Regions from separate parts of the Homo sapiens genome. Here region 1 is linked to region 2. The links are chromatin contacts, found by Hi-C or POLR2A ChIA-PET in ENCODE. All regions are on one chromosome and are shown on one strand. Each heading gives the region's core, a stretch centred on a gene start or an enhancer-like site at or near the end of the contact. The rest is flanking DNA. Distances are from core to core; before and after follow the strand shown.

Region 1 (4,451 bases), core at 652-3,151, 210 kb before region 2:
GAAGAGAATAATTCAAATATTCCCAGCATAAAGAAAAGATAAATGTCTAAGGTGACGGATATAGCATTATCATGATTTGGTTATTACACATTATGTGAATGTATCAAAATATCACTTGTACCCTGAAAACATGTACATCTATTATGTATCAATAAAAAGAGATAAACCAATTGTTTAATACACATTGGTCATGGCAATCAAGGAAAAAAATATAAAAGATGCCATTTTGAAATTTAAAATGAAAAGAAATGCTGAGAGGCAATATGCCAAACAATTTTGAAAGCAAAGAGGATAGACAAGTGATGTAAACTGGTAGTGATCGGCACAACACAAGAACAAGGTCACACATAAGTGCACATATTCAACAGGAGCCTAAGAGCAGGCGTGGGCAGCATCAAGCAATACTAAAACTAACATAGAATCACTCTGCAATAAGGGATCAGGGAAAATGAAAAAAGTAGATGGAGATGGATTTGGTTGATCAGTCAAGAAATCAACTGTCCTAAGTACCAGTTCAGTATCGGAAAAATCTGGGTTTACACGGACCTGTTGCATGTATTTTGACAAGTTTCTCTAGGGCTTATGTCTCCATTTGTAAAATGAAAAGCATATACGTAATATCCAACTTATATTCAACATCTGGACAGCTTCTACATACGGAGTAACTACTGCTGCAAATTCCTCTTGCTGCTGAAACTTCCCCCACCACCAAAGCTGCCAGGATTAGAGGGGCTCTGGGATTGACAACTCAGCAGACAGAAAAGGGGAACTAGCGTGATGGAGGACTTCAAGCTACTACTAATATTATAATAATTATATCATTGAGTTCTAATCTATGGAGTTCCAAACAAATAAATATTGAGGAGGAAAAAACATTGATAAATTGATGGCTACCTATATTTAGACCTGCTGGCATAACGGACCTGTCAAAAAGTTCAACGGGCAGGCTACGCGAAGGGAGAGAACTTTCCCATCTTCCATCCAAATCCTGTGGAATCTATCTTGGAAACTTTTCCAGAATCTATCCATTTCTACCTAGACCTCATGTCTCACCTATAAGCATTCGTTCTTTTTTGTGTGTGTTTGTTTGTTTTGAGACGGAATCTCGCTCTGTCACCCAGGCTGGAGTGCAGTGGCGCGATCTCGGCTCACTGCAAGTTCCGCCTCCCGAGTTCACGCCATTCTCCTGCCTCAGCCTCCCGAGTAGCTGAGACTACAGGCGCCCGCGATCACGCCCGGCTAATTTTGTTTTTGTATTTTTAGTAGAGACGGGGTTTCACCTTGGTAGCCAGGATGGTCTCGATCTCCTGACCTAGTGATCCGCCCTTCTCGGCCTCCCAGAGTGCTGGGATTACAGGTGTGAGCCACCGCGCCCAACCAGCATTGGTTCTCTTAACATTATTTATTGTGTACCTATGTGCCAAGCAATTTGCCTGCTAAGTACTGGGGATACAAAGGCAGAGAAAATAAGGATGAGATTCCTCAATTCAAAAAGCTCACAGACTAACAAGCAATTAGTCTCCAGAATCCCACCACCAGAATAATCTTTCTAAAACACAAATCTGTACAGATCACACCTCTAAATATAAACCTTCCATGTAGTCTCATACACAAAGGTAAATATGTAAATTGGTGCACATTTTCTGAATAGCATATTCCAAACTAAGCTCTCAATCTCTTGCTACAAAATCTCTTCCTTTTTTCTTCATCTTAGTCAACTACACCTCCATCCATTCCATTGCGTCAGTCAGAAAATTATGCATCATGAAACCTCTCTCCTTCAGCCCCCACATCACCAAGACAAAAATATCTGTCAAATCAGTATCTCTTCTCTCCATCTGTATCACTATTTCTGTAATCTAAAGCCACCAGACTCTTTCGGACCACTGCAATAACCTCCTAATAGCTCTCTCTCCACTTTTACATTCTCTTCTCCCTTGAGCCCAAACCAAAACCATTCTCCACCAAACAGCCAACTTGAGCTCTTAAAGAAGCAAAGCCACATTGTGCTGCTTAAAATTCTTCTATTACTATTGGATTAAATAACAAAATCCTTAACATAGTTTCCAAGGTCTTAAAGGTCTAGCCCATGCCTCCTTCCGCAGCCTCTCAATTCCTATGGTAGCAGCCTTCTTTCATTTCCTCAAGGGACCAACATGTTCCTTCCTCAGGGCTTGCTGGACTTTGTACATGCTGCTCCTGCTGCCTAAAAAAACTCTTTCCCTAACTGCCAAATGCCACTTGCAGCCTGGCCAACTCCTATACATCACAAGGGTCTCAGCTGAAATGTTTCTTCCTCAAAGGAGTCTTTCCTTGGCTCCCCAGTCTAAACCCGACTGTAACATCTCTTCTACCCTTTCTTTTGGTTTTTACCTTACAGAAAATTTCAAACAAACGAAAGCAGAGCATAATTAACCATGAGCTTCAGCAATTATCAACTCCTAGCCAATTTTGTTTCAGCTATACTCCCACCCACTGCCCCTCAACTCCAACCTGGATTATTCTGAAGCAAATCCTAAATATCATACCATTTCATCTGTATATACTTCAGCATATATCTCTAAAAGATAAGGACTTTTTTTTTAAAGGTTATGAACTTTCATTTACCCTTTACTCTTTTTTTCACTCTTTCTTTTCTTTTCTTTTTTTTTTTTTGAGACAGGGTCTTACTCTCTCACCCAGGCTGGAGTGCAGTGGTGCGATCATAGCTCACAGCAGCCTTGGGCTGTCAGGCTCAGGCAATCCTCCCACCTCAGTCTCCCAAGTAGCTGGGACTAGATGCATGAGCCACCACGCTCAGCTGAATTTTTTATTTTTGTAAAGATGGGTCATTGAGTGGTGTTAAGAGTCAGGAAAAAAAAAAAAGAGAAAGAAAGAAAAGAAAAAAAAAAGAAATGGGCCAGGCACGGTGGCTCACGCCTGTAATCCCAACACTTTGGGAGGCAGAGGTGGACAGATGACCTGAGGTCAGGAGTTTGAGACAAGCCTGGCCAACATGGTGAAACCCCATCTCTACTAAAAATACAAAAAAAAAAAAAAAAAAAAATAGCCACACGTAGTGGCACATGCCTGTAGTCCCAGCTACTTGGGAGGCTAAGGCAGGAGAATCACGTGAGCCCAGGAGGCGGAGGTTGCAGTGGGCCGAGATCCCACCACTGCACTCCAGCCTGGGCAACAGAGCAAGGCTCTGTCTGAAAAAAATAAAAATAAAAATAAATCAATGAAATAAAAAAGAGACAGGGTCTCACTATGTTGCTCAGGCTGGTCTTGAACTCCTGGCCTCAAGTGATTTTCCTACTTTGGCCTCCCAAAGCACTGAGATTACAGGAGTGAGCCACTGTGCCTGGCCACCCTTTACTTTTTCTAAATCATACCATATTTTGTTACTATCTAATTATTTGATTGTTTAAGATGTCTTTCCCGCTTAACTATGTGTGCCACAAGAGCTGTCACCAGACCTGTAACATTCACTATCATATACTCACGGCATAGCATGGTTCCTTGAACATAGCAGGGAAGCAACATTTGCTTAAAGATTAATTAAAACTAAGTATTCTAGGTGCAGTGGCACATGTCTGTAGTCCCAGCTATTCAGGAGGCTGAGGTTGGAGGATCACTTGAGCCCAGGAGTTTGAGGCCAGCCTGGGCAACATATTGACACCCTATCTCAAAAAAACAAAAGAACTAAGTAAATCCTTTGACCCCACTTGTAAGAATTCATCAGGGAAAAAACAGGTCAAGTACACAAAGAAATACGTTAAGAATGTTCATTATTACATCTTTATGAAAATTAGAAACATTAATAGGTTACATTAAGGAATTATGGTATCACCATTTAACGGGGAAAAATTTTGGAGCCTCTATTTCATATAAAAGTATCTCCATGATATAGTAATTTTAAAAATCCAGTATTAAAAGAGTACACATGAAACAATTCCATTTTTTTTAAAATATGAATAAATGAGCTCGGTGTGGTGATATGCCTCTGTAGTCCTAGCTACTTGGGAGGCTGAGCGGGAGTACTGCTTGAGCCCAAGGATTCAAAGGCTGCAATGAGCTATGATTGCACCATGGCACTTCATCCTAGGGAACAGAGTGAGACCTTGTCAAAAAATAAATAAATAAATAAATGTACGCGTATGCACAGAAAAAAAATCTAGAAGACTATATGTAAATTATTACTATATCGGGATAATGGGATAATGAAACATCTATTTTCTTCTCTATATATCCTCTCTGAATTGTTTGCAATGAGCTTTCTATTAATTTTGCAATGGGAAAAACCAGTACAGATATCGTAAAAACAAAACAACGTAAGCATCCAGGGCTCCTTACTGGCTGCAGGGTAAGTTGAAACTCCTTAACATAATATATAAAGTCTGTTGAGAGCCTTGTACTTTACACATGCTGAGGAAGTCATAATTGTGAAATATGCAGCACACTCAAATCTC
Region 2 (4,259 bases), core at 1,213-3,712:
TTGCTTGCATATTGCAATAAGGTCTACAAAATAAAATTAAAAATTATTTACAAATAAAAATAATGAAACAGATTGTCTTTGTCCTCAAACACACCACATAGCTCTCCCATTTTTTTTCTAACAGATGCATATACCTTTTATTTGCCTTTTAAGGCTCTGGTTTGTTTAGAAGCTTCTATTTTCATCACTTAATGAATGATTTCTGCTGAGTTAAAGAAATGGCAGAACTACTCTTTTGATGTCAGAATAATTCTAAGAGTAGAGCCATAAAATGTCTAGTTGTTCTCACTATAGGTCTGGAGTTGCCATCTCTATAATTCAATAATGAGTTTTCAACCATGTGCCAAGCACTGGGTACATAAGAATAAGACTATGATCCCTGCCTTCTACAACAAGAGATGAATTATTCCTGAATATGACTCTCAGTTCTACAGCACCATAAAATCCTTTTTTTTTTTTCTGGACACATGGAATTGATTAGGCTTCCAAGGGTTAATTTATGCTAACTAATTTCTAAAAGGTTAATGTTATATTGATATTTTTATTTTTCACTAGCCCTGTATCCTCAACAAAATATATATTTATTTTTTATAAAGTTTATGAAGAAAATTACCATATAGGCCAAATGCCAGTTTATTTGGTTACAATGGGGGGAATAGTCCTCTTACCACACAGGGTACCCTATTCCTCATACTGTGGCATCTGAGAAGTTATCTGGTGAGTATTGAATCTAAACCAAAAGAAAATGAAACCACAATAAAGCCTGATAAATTATATGTGTCCTATCACTAAAAATTTGTCCAAATGATGGTGGAAAGCTGGCTTATGTTCTCCCTGGACAGTGTTGAAAAATCACTGCCAAATTCATGTTTGGGGACTCTCCTTCTGAGTTCCATGGAGTTGTTTTCTCTCTTGTTCATATATATCTTCCTTCTGACAACTGATTAGGTTTTGCCTATTCTTAATTGGTATATCTAGTTAAGACGTGAAGTATGTAGTACAGTCTAACATAAGCAGGATACAGCCTTCTCCCTGGAATACACATTCTGTCTGACTGGGCTAGGGAGTTCCTAATAGGCTTTTGGTTGGGGATACTTCTATAGGCAAGTCTTATTTTCAGAGGATAGCTTTAACATGAGTGAAATACATCTTATCTGAATTCATTACCCTAGAATAATGTCTTCAAACATTCCTAACTTCCTGTCTTTGATTTTTCTGCCTAAACAACTACAAATAACTACAATAGTAGCGCAGGATTCTGCTGGATTTTCTGCAGCTTTAGTTTCCACACAAATGGTCCCTGTATGAGTTCTGGTAACTGACTGTTAGCATCATCTTGATTACTTTAACATTTAAAAAAAGAGAGAGAGAGAAACAACTTACAAGGAAATATACCATAGACCATTATACCATATACAGTAAAAGTTCCCTTAACTAATATATTGCATTATCTGATCTTTGCATACCTGAATCATTACAGTCAGTTGAGCTATTTTTAGTATACCGACCTACTCAATTAAGTATCTTGCTACTTGGTCACAGTCACTTTAGATAAATGCCCTTCTGTAATTTCAGAAAAGCAACATGTCACCACTTAATCAAATCCCTAATTTTAATAAAATAAAAAAACTGAGTAACATTATAAAACTGACCCCTAAGCAATCCTGCTTCCCAGCTGAATTAGTAGAGAAAGAATGCAGAATGGGTGTCTGTTACATAACTAAGATTTCACCTAATTTATTAAAATCAGCCAGGTGCTGTGGCTCACGCCTGTAATCCCAGCACTTTGGGAGGCCGAGGCGGACGGATCACAAAGTCAAGAGATCGAGACCATCCTGGCCAACATGGGTGAAACCCCGTCTCTAAAAATACAAATATTAGAGATGGGCGTGGTGGCGCGCGCTTGTAGTCCCAGCTGCTCAGGAGGCTGAGGCAGGAAAATCGCTTGAACCTGGGAGGCGGAGGTTGCAGTGAGCCAAGATTGCGCCACTGCACTCCAGCCTGGCGACACAGCAAGACTGTCTCAAAAAAAAAAACCAAAAAACAAAAAACAAAGAAATTTATTAAAATCTATGTTACAAAAAAATTCTGGTTTAGGTCAGTAAGTTACTTACTGTCTGCATTGGCTAATCTAAGAATTAAGGAGTTTCAAAAATTTATATTTAGTGCCAGATTTATGTTCCTTAAAGTCAGACATTATGTCTCATCAATCCTTATAGGCCTACCACTCCTCTACCCACTTCCACCCCCACAGGACATTCTCAAGTCTCACTAAATGTCTGCTGAATACATTCACCATTTTATTCATTTGACAAATATTTTTCAATAGATTATCACACATAAAGTGCTAGATGCAGTGGGGGCGGGCAGACATGTGGCCTATCCTCACAGAGCTTTCAGAATGAGTCAATACAACATGATGGCTGAAACCACACATGCAAATTAACCAACTGCTAACTAAAGTATGCAAAGAGAAGGACAGAGTGCATACAGATGGGGTTAGTCTTTCCACAATCCACCTGTCCACTTAGAACGCTCTTGCCACCAATCTAATAGCTTCTGACAGACATTCCACCAGGACTTCTGTAAGCTACACAATTTCAAAGATTCAATACTCTTGAGGAACTTCCAGTTTGCTCTATACTAATTTATACTTTTTATATTCCTAAATCTTTACCCCCTCATGTGTTGGTTCAAATTAAGTAGTGAGATCTCTTATACCCACTATAAGCATACTCTGGGTATGTGAAGAATGGCTGGAATAATCAATCTTCTTCATTATCACTTTTTTTTTAAATTGAGATAGAGTCTCATTCTATCACTGCTGGTGATCCTCCCACTTCAGCCTCCCAAGTAGCTGGGACTACAGGCATGAACCACTGTGGCTAGCCAGGCATTTTCTTTCTTTCTTTTTGTTTTTTTAATCAAGTCTCACTCTGTCACCCAGGTTGGGGTGCGGTGGTGAAATCTCGGCTCACTGCAACCTTCACCTCCCAGATTCAAGTGGATCCTTTCACCTCAGGCTCCTGAGTAGCTGGGATTACAACTGTGCGCCACCAGGCTCGGTTAATTTTCCTGTTTTTAGTAGAGATGGGGTTTCACCATTTTGGCCAGGCTGGTCTCGAACTCTTGACCTCAAGTGATCCGCCTGCCTTGGCCTCCCCAAGTGCTGGGATTACAGGCAAAAGCCACCTCGCATCCAGCCTTTGTGGTTTTTTTTTTTTTTTTTTTTTTGCTTTTTTTTTTTTTTTGAGACAGTCTCACTCTGTCAGCCCAGGCTAGAGTGCAGTGGCACGATCTTGGCTCACTGCAAGCTCCACCTCCCAGGTTCACGCCATTCTCCTGCCTCAGCCTCCCAAGTAGCTGGGACTACAGGCACCCGCCACCATGCCCGGCTAATTTTTTTTTTTTTTTTTTTTTTGTATTTTTAGTAGAGACGGGGTTTCACCGTGTTAGCCAGGATGGTCTCGAGCTCCTGACCTCGTGACCTGCCCGCCTCGGCCTCCCAAAGTGCTGGGAGCCACTGCGCCCGGCTTTTTTTTTTTTTTTTTTTTTTTTTTAATGCAAGATTAGGTTGAAAGGATTACAGCCATCCAAATAACAGGATGGCTGTAATCCTTTCAACCTAATCTTGCATTTAAAAAACTGGACTAGGCAAGGTGGCTCACGCCTGTAATCCCAGCACTTTGGGAGGCCGAGGCAGGTGTATCACTTGAGGTCAGGAGTTCAGACCAGCCTGGCCAACATGGTGAAACCCTGTCTCTACTAAAAATACAGAAAGTAGCCGGGCGTGGTGGCGCATGCCTCTAGTCCCAGCTACTTGGGAGGCTGAGGCTGGAGAATTGCTTGAACCCGGCTAGAGTTCAGTGGTTCAATCACAGCTCACTATAACCTCAAACTCCTAGGCTCAAGTGATCCTCTCTCCCACCCACCTCAGCCTCCTGAGTAGCTAGGACTGGAGAAGTGCATCACCATGCCCAGCCAATTAAAAAAAACTTTTTTTTTGTAGGGACAGGGTCTCTTTGCTGCCCAGTCTGGTCTCAAATTCCTGGGCCTCAAGTGGTCCTCCCACCTTGGCCTCTCAAAGTGCTGGGATTACAGGTGTGAGCCACTGTACCCAGCCACGGTCTCTTATTTTTCTTTAGGAACTGAAATCACAACTGAAGAGAAAAGGGGCAATAAATGATAAAGATGACCTCCTAAAGTTCATTCTACAGTGACCAAATTAATGACCTCTCTCTTTTGTTTCAGTAAACTCA

The links. A loop is a pair of places that touch in the nucleus more often than their neighbours do. ChIA-PET counts read pairs that join two places held with the same protein, here RNA polymerase II (POLR2A). Pooled maps may share reads with other maps.
Region 1: a pooled map shows a loop between it and region 2 (3-fold over the local background). The contact joins two enhancer-like sites. A Hi-C loop is called at or near these places in 4 of 50 pooled maps. POLR2A ChIA-PET finds 5 or more read pairs at or near these places in 3 of 52 experiments (AG04449, GM12878 and activated CD8-positive, alpha-beta T cell).

Annotation. Positions count from the first base shown.
Region 1 is chr1:40,397,906-40,402,356 of GRCh38, reverse strand. The region is part of intron 1 of SMAP2 (small ArfGAP2); the gene reads right to left. Among named protein-coding and RNA genes, the nearest start is that of SMAP2, 26 kb to the right of the region's middle. Within about 2 kb of position 1,901, at least 3 of the 41 ENCODE cell types and tissues checked have a DNase peak (open chromatin) inside an H3K27ac peak, as active enhancers do; they include GM12878, where a contact is called at or near this core.
Region 2 is chr1:40,184,819-40,189,077 of GRCh38, reverse strand. It overlaps RLF (RLF zinc finger), which reads right to left. Exons shown (of 8, transcript NM_012421.4): 2 at 1-23. Among named protein-coding and RNA genes, the nearest start is that of RLF, 26 kb to the right of the region's middle. RefSeq lists a silencer at 2,343-2,532. Within about 2 kb of position 2,462, at least 2 of the 41 ENCODE cell types and tissues checked have a DNase peak (open chromatin) inside an H3K27ac peak, as active enhancers do; they include GM12878, where a contact is called at or near this core.